2 separate regions of the Homo sapiens genome follow, and region 1 is linked to region 2. A link is a contact called in ENCODE Hi-C or POLR2A ChIA-PET data. All regions are on one chromosome and are shown on one strand. The core of a region is the stretch at or near the end of the contact, and the rest is flanking DNA. Distances in the headings are between cores, read along the strand shown.

The links. A loop is a pair of places that touch in the nucleus more often than their neighbours do. ChIA-PET counts read pairs that join two places held with the same protein, here RNA polymerase II (POLR2A). Pooled maps may share reads with other maps.
Region 1: a pooled map shows a loop between it and region 2 (2.6-fold over the local background). The contact joins the promoter of TUBB2B here to the promoter of SERPINB6 in region 2. A Hi-C loop is called at or near these places in 1 of 168 maps with a recorded cell type or tissue (OCI-LY7), 1 of 37 single-sample maps with no recorded cell type and 1 of 50 pooled maps. POLR2A ChIA-PET finds 5 or more read pairs at or near these places in 3 of 52 experiments (BJ, WTC11 and activated CD4-positive, alpha-beta T cell).

The regions. Positions count from the first base shown.
Region 1 is chr6:3,225,892-3,231,056 of GRCh38, reverse strand. It overlaps TUBB2B (tubulin beta 2B class IIb), which reads left to right and starts at 3,404. Exons shown (of 4, transcript NM_178012.5): 1 at 3,404-3,570; 2 at 4,388-4,496; 3 at 4,788-4,898. The coding sequence starts at 3,514. RefSeq lists enhancers at 1,250-1,806, 3,102-3,760, 3,761-4,421 and a silencer at 3,208-3,497.
Region 2 is chr6:2,970,086-2,975,787 of GRCh38, reverse strand. SERPINB6 (serpin family B member 6) reads left to right here and starts at 4,221. Exons shown (of 7, transcript NM_004568.6): 1 at 4,221-4,255. RefSeq lists an enhancer at 3,916-4,440.

The DNA.
Region 1 (5,165 bases), core at 2,155-4,654, 260 kb before region 2:
ATTTGCAGTCTCTTTCTTTCAACTCCTCTTCATTCATTGGCTAAGTGTCGGTTGCCTAGGAAACCGCGTGCATCTCGGCTGCAGAGCCAGCTATGGGGGCTGCGGGCTGGGTTTTTGGGGTTTTAAGCGGTGAATCCTGGCAAGCAGTGAAGAACCCTAATGCTAAATGTCTAGTAATTTCAATAAATGTGTCAAAAATATATGCTACATTATGAAAACAGTGCTTTAAAAATTTACTACTATATAAAGCCTCTTTTCTATCAGACTTCTTCAAACAATGACTGTGTGTGTAATAGAGAAATGCAAATTCACTTGAGGACATGCCGTTGAAAGTAATCTGAAAATTGTGAAAGCAAATATAATTTTAATAGTTTAAGGGATATCTTGCTCACCTCAGTCACGCAATAGATTACGTATAAAACAAATGTTGAATTGTATTTTATGCAGCAATATTTCTACAATTGTCTCTGGAAGGGAAAATTTTTAAATGTTAGTACATCATCAAGACTAACATTAAGAGATCATGAAATATGTTGCCCCGAAATCTTCGTGCCTGATATACGATGACCTAGATTGAGACGCATTGCATATAATGAATAGACAGAAATGCTGGGGACCCAACTGAAAACGACTTTTTTTTTCTTTGAAAGCCGGGTACCAGTCTCTTTATGCGAGCTACATGGATTAAGAATGATTTTTTTGTTTAAGGGTTATCAGATAAACTGAAAGACTTCAGGGAAAGGTGTGGCTGTTGTCAACATTTTAACACAAAATCGGCTCCTTGTGAAAATAAAAATGTGCAGCATCACAATTCCAGTGGGGGTGGGGGTGGGGGTGCGATGTAGACCGGTTAACAAGACTGGCTGCCCGGAAGGGGCAGGGGTGTGGGGACAATTCGAGCAAAATGCTTGAAAGGAAAGCAGATCTTGGGCCAAAAGTGTCCCCAAGGGCACTCTGGGCTTTCAGAAGGATGATTTCCAGCCTCATCCTATCCCAAACCAACCCCTTTAAAAGAAACCTGAGAGGAAAGGGTCTTTTCATCTATCTATATGATCTTGAACACGCGTTTTCACCCGGGCACTGAATGGAGATTTGGCTCGGAAACAGAAGCTGAGAAATGAATTGGTTAGATGAAGGAGGCAGGCGGCCAGCTCAAGTTACTCAGCATGGAGCTGAGCGGCCCCCAACCCCACCCCCCAGCGCTGAGCATCAGGGTTGCTCCTGGGAGCTCGCAGCGAGGGGGTGACCGCTCCGAGTGTGTCTACACTCGCCGCGCGGGTGCCGCCCTAGCTCTGTTCCTTCCGGCGCAGCTTGGTCCCACCAGAGCCGCCACCTCGAGGCTGACACCTGCCACAGCCCTTTTGGCCGAGATGCGGTCACTTTCCCTGAGGTCTGGTGTGCCCAAAAGACGAGATTCCAGTCCGAGCCCTGTCCTCAACTTGCTGTATGACCTTGGGAATTGCTAGCCCTCGACGTTTCGGCATCTGCAGGATCTGGATTAGAAACTCGGAGGTCAGGCCCCGAGACCTTGGTACCGGGAGAGCAGGGCATGTGGACAGACCCTCCGCTGCTCTCTGCCTCTCGGTAGACCCCACCCTCACCCGGGCACGCCGGCCGGGTCTGGAATACCGGCCGGCGAGCTCCAGTCTGGGCGCCCTGGATGTTTGGGGGCGCCTGGGCTTTTGTTCTCGCTACTTCTCTTTGTACATTGGAATCGACTTGAACCCCCCACCCTCCACCCCACAGCGGGAAAGGGAGGCGATGACAGCTTGCTGATAGTTCTGGGAGGGTCTCGCTCAACAGCTGCAGGCTGAGCTCCGCCGCGTGCGCCCGGGTCATTCGGCCTTTCTCGCCAGGGGATGAAAGAGGTCACGTCACCTCGCCAACGGCCCTTCCGAAGTGTGGGGCGGCGCGCTTCAGTCATCGAATTGCAGGGAACAGGTTGTGCAGTGAACGTTTCTGACACCCTTTCCCCTCCCGCCCTCAAACGCACGCAGGATTAGTCTCTCTCTCTCTCTCTTTCTCTCTCTCTCTCACACACACACACACACACGCGCGCGCGAAAAGTAACAAAGAGACCAGTTCCTGCCTCAGTACCTAGAGACTGCGGATCTGAAGGGAGGGTCTGTGCTCCAAGTCTGTGCACGCGCTCGTGCGAGTGCGCGTGGGTCTTGGGTCGTCTCGCGCGCGCTGGGCTGCAGTTTTTAGTCGTATTCCCCACCCTTCAACCGCAGCACGAAGCCTCGGACCTCCAGGTCGCCGCGATGGAAGATAAGAAAGTTTGTTACTCGGGCTTGGGCCACCCTTGGAACCCACCCTCTTACTTGACAATAGATGAACTGAATCCGAGGGCGGGGTGGGGGGGTGGGGCGCCTGTCGTGTGGTTTTAAATACTGGGTTACACAGCGTATCCCACGTTTCTGAGAGCCCTTTGTTCCGCCGACAGCCCCGCCCCCGGGACCCCACCCTCTTTCTGCCCTCCGGACGGTCAGTGCAGCGCCACCGGCCACTCCCACTCCATCACTAGCGAGCAACAAAAGTCAACCCCCGGGGCAGAGGGCTCCTGGGTACCAGCAGGGGCGTTATGCACTCCCGGAGAGGGTCGGGCAGGGCTGAGGGGCTCCGAGGTCGCTTCACCCCTAGATGCTGCGGCGCAGTGAGAGGAGCTACCAGCCCAAGACAGACAAAGGAGAAAGCAGGCCCACGCTGGGGCGGGGGCGGAGGCCGCGCTGGTGTTCATGGGCCGCAGGTGTCCCGGTTGCCATCAAGCACGACTTCCTTCTGGGGCCACCTGTCCTCCCCCAGGCCTCTGTGAGACGGAGCGCCGCCTGGGCAGTCGCTGGCCTCCAGGGTTGAGGAAAAAGACGGTGGTCTCACCAGGGGCAGTTGGCTGGAGGGACTCTGGCCAGTGGCCGAGTAGGAGCCGCAGTCCGAGGTGGCGGAGCAGCCTGTGCCACCTCAGCCCTCCCACCTGCCGGCACTGGAGCACCTGACGGCTTCTCCACATGCTCCAGTCCTCCATCGTTCCCATCCGGTGCCAGCTCTGCCCCCACCCCGGTCAGGACGCGCTGGTGGCCCTCGCCTCGCCGCCCTCTCACCCTCCTTTTCTTCACTGTTCCCCCATATCCCCATACCCAGACCCCCACCACAGCCCCAGACAATGCGCACGCCCCCACCATACTCCCGGTAGCCCCCACCCCTCTCCCGGTCGGCACGCCCGCTCTGATTGGCCGCGGGCCGGTGGTCCAGCCCCCCGGACGGTCCCTAGGGCTCGGAGCATTACGTCAGCCGGGCCTGGAGAGCGCCAGCGCGAAGGGGACTGGGGGGCTCGGGCTGGGGGCGCGGCCTGTGCCGGCCGCCCCACCCTCCTTGCATAAAAGCCGGAGCCCGCGGGGCCGGCGCTCTCAGCCCGTCGGTTCCCGAGCGCCTTCCCGGTGACCCCGCAGTGGGTGTGTGAGGGGAGGACGGACAGACCCAGACGCCGCCGGACCAGGAGGACGCTGACGAGGCACCATGCGTGAGATCGTGCACATCCAGGCGGGCCAGTGCGGCAACCAGATCGGCGCCAAGGTGGGCGCGCCGCAGCGGAGGGGGTCCAATGGGGGCGCGAACCTGGGCCGAGAGCCCCTCGGGGTCCCCAGGCGCGGTCCTGGGAAGGCCTGGGGATCGCCAAATGCAGACCTTCCTGGCCGCTTTGTGCCGCCGAGTGTGGCCTGGGCTAGGAGGTGACTTTCGCGGACGGAGGGGGCACCTCTCTTTCTTTCTGCTGTAACTCATTTGGAGTCCCCGTCACCCCCTCGGCCTCCCTCCGCGCTGGCTGCTTGGCAGGCACGCGTGCCTGGAGAAGACGAGGGTGTGTCCGCGAGGCTGTGCGCGGCGCTCCGCGCGAGGGGCTGGGACACCAGGAGGATTAATTGTACTCGCTTGAACCGGAGTCGAGCTGCCGGGGGAGGGGAGGAGAGCGATTGTCTTGCGGTCTCAGGACGTGCTTTGAATCTAAAACCGCGGTCCTTTAGCTCCTTTGCGTTCCTCTTTCCCCGCCCACCCGCTCCTGGCGGGCTGCAGTCCCTGTGCCCTCGCCTCCTGCCGCAGCCTGGGGCTGCGACCAGTGCGCCAAGCTCCGCCACTGCCCGGCTTTGGCTGGTCCTTACCCCCTCGACCCCTACCTCCCCCCGCGAGCGGCAGCTGTTTGCCTGGGAAACGCCCAGTTTCAACTTTCTGAACCTGCAAAATACAAGCCCCGCGGCTGTGCCCGGGTCACGACGCCCTTTAAAGCTTCAAGCTCCTGAAATGTTGGGTTGTCGGAACTGAGTCGGGGACATTTCATTGTGAGCCTTGGCGTTTCTGGGGGCATCGTTCATGGCTAAATGCAGCCTTTCTGTCTCAGTTTTGGGAGGTCATCAGTGATGAGCATGGGATTGACCCCACTGGCAGTTACCATGGAGACAGTGATTTGCAGCTGGAGAGAATCAATGTTTACTACAATGAAGCCACTGGTAATCACCCTTGCCCCACCCCCACTCCCTTCAGTTTTTCCACCTTCTCCCCTTTCCCTTGCGTGGGACCCCAGGGGTGTGGCCCTGGGAGAGGGTGGACTATTCAGTTTAGGATCCCCGCTCTTTCCCTGCAGTATTTCATTGGGCTTCCTTATGCCAACAGAGCCCTTTGAGAACCTGATGGTGGGTCTCCCTTTGTTTGGGGCAACATCTGCATGATGGCAGCAGGCGCCAAGCCCTTCTCTGCAGAGGTCCTTGCCTGAGGGTCTAAGTCACTGTTGTTCCTTGCAGGTAACAAATATGTTCCTCGGGCCATCCTCGTGGATCTGGAGCCAGGCACGATGGATTCGGTTAGGTCTGGACCATTCGGCCAGATCTTCAGACCAGACAATTTCGTGTTTGGTGAGTGCCTGGTGTGGCTGAGAGCATGAGGGATTCATTTTACGCTGGGCAGTGGAGGCTGAAGAGGTGTGATTGCCAGAGGGAAAGCATGAAGAACATCCGCGGTGTGCCAACTTAGCTTTAATATAGTGTAAAATTGTTTGCCTTTCAGCTGCTAAGAGCTTGGTGTCCTGGCCTTCCTTATTTATAATTATATTCATGAACAAATATTTTAACGTTTGGCCATTTTGGTGATAATCTGAAATAGTCTTATCTGAGCATTGACTC
Region 2 (5,702 bases), core at 2,972-5,471:
GTGATGTAGTATAGCTATAGATGACTTAAAAGAATCAATAAAAAATACAAATAGTAAAAAATTTCAGTAAGGCAGCAGGTTATAAAGTTAATACATAAAAACAATTTTCTCATCCACAAACAAAAGCTAGTTGGAAAATATAATGGAAAAAACTTGCTTACATACAATATCAACAAAGAGATAAAATAACTAGAAATAAACTAAACAAGAAATGTGCAAATCTTACATGAACAAAACTTTAAAGGAAAAAGGAAAAAAATTATTTGAAGGAACAGAAAGACCCAGCATGTTCTTGGCTAGAACAACTAAATCAAAGTACAAATGTTGGTTTATAACAGGGTAATATGTAAATTCAATATGTTTCTAATAGATTACCAACAAGATTTATTTTTATTTTCATTTATTTTATTTTTATTTTATTTTATGTTTTTGAGACAGAGTCTCGCTCTGGTGATCCACTCACCTCTGCCTCCCAAAGTCCTGGGATTATAGGCGTGAGCCACTGCATCTGGCCTGTTTGACTACAGTTTAATTTTATTTTTTTAATTATTATATATATATTTTTTTGAGACAGGGTCTCGCTCCATCATCCAGGCTGGAGTATAATGGCACCATCTCAGCTCACTGTAACCTCTGCCTCCCAGGTTCAAGCAATTCTCCTGCTTCAGCCTCCCAAGCAGCTGGGATTATAGGCACACGCCACCAGGTCCAGCTAATTTTTGTATTCTTAGTAGAGATGGGGTTTCACCATGTTGGCCAGGCTGGTCTTGAACTCCTGACCAAGTGATCTGCCTGCCTTGGCCTCTCAAAGTACTGAGACTACAGGTGTAAGCCACCATGCCCTGCCAACAAGATTTTTTTCTTTAGAGCTAGACAAGTTGACTCTTAAATTTGTATGGGTGAGGCCGGGTGCGGTGGCTGACACCTGTAATCCCAGCACTTTGGGAGGCTGAGGAGGGTGGATCATGAGTTCAGGAGTTTGAGACCAGCCTGGCCAACATGGTGAACCCTCATCTCTACTAAGAATACAAAAATTAGCTGGGTGTGGTGGCATGCGCCTGTAATACCAGCTACTTGGGAGGCTGAGGCATGAGAATCGCTTGAACTCAGGATATGGAGGTTTCAGTGAGCCAAGATCGCACCACTGCACTCCAGCCTGGGTGACAGAGAGGGACTCCAGCTCAAAAAAAAAAAAAAAAGTTTGTATGGGAGAAAAAGCAACAAGGAGAGCCAGGAAAATCTGAAGCAGAAGAGCAGTAAGGAGAATGCGCTGTACGAGATATTGAATCATAAGAGAAAACCTCTATAACTGAAAGAATCTGACCAACAGAACCAAATAGAAAGTTTAGAAAGTTCAGAATCAGACCCAAGTATATGCAGCTATTTGATATATAACATAGGTGGCATGTGAAGACATTAGTGAAAATGGTTTTTCAATAAACAGAGGTGGAAAAACTGAAAGTCACTTGAAAGCGAGTTAAAATTGGATCTATATTTCCCATACACCAGAATAAACTTTAAAGGGATCAGCAATCTAAATATAAAAAATAAAACTGTGCAAATACTAGAAGAAAACATTAGTGAACTCTATAATCTAGAGATTATTCTTTTTTTTAAAAAAAAAGAGATTGCTCCTTGTGAATAGAGAAAGTTTTTCTAACTACGACTCAGAAACAATAAAGGAAAAATCATTAAAGTTGACTACATTAAAAGAGTGTATGCCAAAATCACCAGAAGCAATGTCAGAAAACAGATGACAAGCTGGGGGAAATATTCGCAATTTATATCACTTAAGACTAATTAAGCCACAACTAGGGAGGGGCGTGTGGTTTGCTCCTGGCATCCACTTGGTGAATCTCCTCCAGAGATTCTGTGAAACATGTGTGATGGCAGGACAGCCCCCACAACCACAAGTTATCGGGTTCATGCGGTCAACAGTGTCGCAGTTGAGAAACTCTGCCTTAGGGTAAGCACAGAGGGAGTAAAACAGCTTGAGTTCTCAAAATTGAACTCATGTAAAACACCTGGCTAGTATCTTCCCTACTTCCATTTATGCTAGATGTTTCTGTTTTCCAAGACTGCTCTGTCTGAGATGGCAGATGGAGTTTTCATACTTACTTGGCTAACCTGTCAGTACCCTGGGGTCTAATTCCTATGCCTGGAGAGAACTGGAAGTCCTTGAACACACGGCTCAATGATGTGGGCTCTGCTCATTTATATACATTTATTTTTAAATTTAATATATATTTTAGTTTTTTTATTTCCATAGTTTTTTGGAGAACACGTGGTATTTGGTTACATGGCAAGCTTTTTTTTTTTTTTCCTGAGATGGGGTCTTGCTCTGTTGCCCAGGCTGGGGTGCAGTGGCATGATCTCAGCTCACTGCAACCAACCTCCGCCTGCTAGATTCAAGCAATTCTCCTGCCTCAGCCTCCTCAGTAGCTGGCACTACAGATGTGTGCCACCATGCCTAATTTTTTTATATTTTTAGTAGAGACGGGGGTTTCACCATGCTGGCCAGGCTGGTCTCGAACTCCTGACCTCATGATCTGCCTGCCTTGGCCTCCCAAAGTGCTGAGATTACGGGCATGAGCCACTGCGCCCTGCCAAGTAAGTTCTTTAGTGGTGATTTGTGAGATTCTGGTGCATCTATCACCTTAGCAGTATACACTGAACTCAAATTTGTAGCCTTTTATCCCTCACTCCCTTCCCACCCTTTTCCCCCAAGTCCCCAAAGTCCATTGTATCATTCTTATGCCTTTGTATCCTCATAGTTTAGGTCCTACTTATGAGTGAGAACATACAATGTTTGGTTTTCCATTCCTGAGTTACTTCACTTAGAACAACAGTCTCCAATCCCATCCAGGTTGCCAATGCCATTAATTCATTCCTTTTTATGGCTGAGTAGCATTCCACCGTATACGCATACCACAGTTTCTTTATCCACTCTTTGATTGATGGGCATTTGGGTTGGTTTCATGTTTTTGCAATTACGAATTGTGCTGCTATTAACATGCGTGTGCAAGTATCTTTTTTGTATAATGACTTATTTTCCTCTGCGTAGATACCCAGTAGTGGGATTGCTGGATCAAATGGTAGTTCTATTTTTAGTTATTTAAGGAATCGCCATACTATTTTCCACAGTGGTTGTACTATCCATCAGCAGTGTAGAGGTGTTCCCTCTTCACCAAATCCACGCCAACATCTATTATTTTTTGAGTTTTTGATTTTTTGATTAAGGCCACTCTTGCGGGAGTAAGGTGGTATCACATTGTGGTTTTGATTTGCATTTCCCTAATCATTAGTGATGTTGAGCATTTTTTCTTGTTTGTTGGCCATTTGCATATCCTCTTTTGAGAACTGTCTATTCATGCCAGCCCACTTTTTGATGGGATTTTTTTTTCTTGCTAATTTGTTTGAGTTTCTTGTAGATTCTGGATATTACTGCTTTGTCGGATGTATAGATTGTGAAGATTTTCTCCCACTCTGTAGGTTGTCTGTTTACTCTGCTTGACTATTCCTTTTGCTTTGCAAAAGCTATTTAGTCTACTTTTTTTTTTTTTTTTTTTTTTTTTTTTTTTGAGACGGACCAGACTGGAGTGCGGTGGCGCCATCTCGGCTCACTGCAGCCTCTGCCTCCCGGGTTCAAGTGATTCTCCTGCCTCAGCTTCCCCAGCAACTGAGATTACAGGCACGCGCCATTACACTCGGCTAATTTTTGTATTTTTAGTAGAGACGGGGTTTTGCCATGTTGGCCAGGCTGGTCTGGAACTCCTGACCTCCAGTGATCCGCCTGCCTCGGCCTCCCAGTGTTGGGATTACTGGCGTGAGCCCCGCGCCCGCCCCTGGCTGGCTTCTTTGCCGCAAGCTGTTTCATCAGCAAAGTCTTTGTGACCTGTATCTAGTCTGCTCATTTTTAAATGCGTGTTCTGCACTCCCCAGTGGATGGCCGTGTATCAGGAGCCGGCCCTTTTCTGGAAACAGGCCAGCATTCAGTCTCCACAGAGGCACCATAAACACGCTGGTGGGGCCCTGTACTGTGGTCAAAGTCAAGGCCTCCGGGCAGGACTCGCGGCCCCTCCGGCTGGCGGGTGGGGTTGACCCGCACGTCCCGCCCCGCCTCTCCCTTCGCGCTCCGGACGGGCGACGGTAGCTCGAGACCCGGGACTCCGCCCGCCTCCCCGCGAGTATTTGAGGTCCGGGGCGGCTCCGGCGCCTCTGCCCGCCGTTCTGCTCGCTCGCTCCCCGCTCTGGAGTACGTGTCTGGCTTGGGAGCCGCTCGGACACGCTGGCTTGGGTTTGTCGCTCCAAAGTCGGGAAAGCCGGGGGCGCGAGCGGGGAGGGGGGCAGGGTGGGGGTCGCGCGGGGCCGGGAACGCGCGTGGGTCGACGGCGCGCGGGGACGCTGGAGCCCCGAGAATGGGGCGTGGCCGCGCGGGGCTGTGACCCCAGCAGTCCCAGCGGGGCGGGGGCCCGGGCGAGCGTCCGGCTTGGGTTCCCTTCCGGAGCCTCGCAGCGGCAGAGAACGGCGACGCGGCCGGGTGAGTCGTGCGTGGCCGCGAGCCCGGCCGGTGACGCCGCGGACCCGAGGACCCCGGGCGCCCAGGCCCAGCGCCCACGGAAGAGGCGGCCGGCGCGGGATGGGGGCGGCGCAGAGCCTCCCGGGCCACAGGTGACCCCGGTCGGCCCCGCGGCCTCGGTGACCCCTCGCCCGCTCCGCGACCCGGAGGACGCGTGCTCAGTCTTGGGGCGCCGGGTGTTAGGAGCCGGGCGGGAGGCGGAGAGAGGCCGAGGGGTTCGGCGCCAAACGGTGCCATCCGGGCCCCCTGCGTGTGTTCACTGGACTGGCCGTGCTGGGCTTGGCCAATCCGCAGCACTTTCAGGTCGCCCAGACCTGTGGAGACGATCGTGTGGACCAGCCCGGATCTCCTTACCGCTCTGTGTTTGAATTAAACTCCCTACAGGCAAACTATTACAGGCTTTGATGTCTTCAAGGCAAAGAGGAAACTTTAACTACAAATTGGCATTTAAGTTATTTTCTTCCTTTTTTTTTTTTTTTTTTTTGTCCTAAAGATTGGCTTCGGAAAACTGAGGTACAGAAAATTAATAATTAATGTTCACATGCTGTCAGGAATACTCAGATGCGAGGGGGCATCTGAGTCCATTTTTTGGGCACTTTTGCTTTCTGGGATGCTCTCGTGCCTAATGACAGCCCTGCAGCTGCCTGCATCCTTTCTGGTGGGGGTCAGGCCTGATGCGATGAGATCTGATGTGTTCAGTGACCTTCTAGTTAAGGTCCTGGGCCGGCCTTGTATTGCTGGGGCTTTTATGTGTGCTGGGATTAACACCAGTGACTGCTGTTATCAGCATAGATGGCGTTTGTTCTCATTTCAGGACCGTATCTGAGTAATTGCATCCATTGTGATGTGCCACCAAAGAGAAAAGTACTTTGGTCATACTCGACTATGTAAACTAAGTATTTTAAGTTAAGGCCAATTCCAATGCATTTTATTACAATTCAGCATGAAACAGTTAACACGGACCAGTAACAGTAGAGTGAAATTAGCATGAATAGAACCAACATTCTTTTCCACATATGTAATAATAAGGGCACCCAAGCAGATGTTGTACGGTCCCAGGGAAGACCACACACCTTACATTTCCAGGCTTACTGCACTTGGGATTAAGCCAAGGCATCCAAAG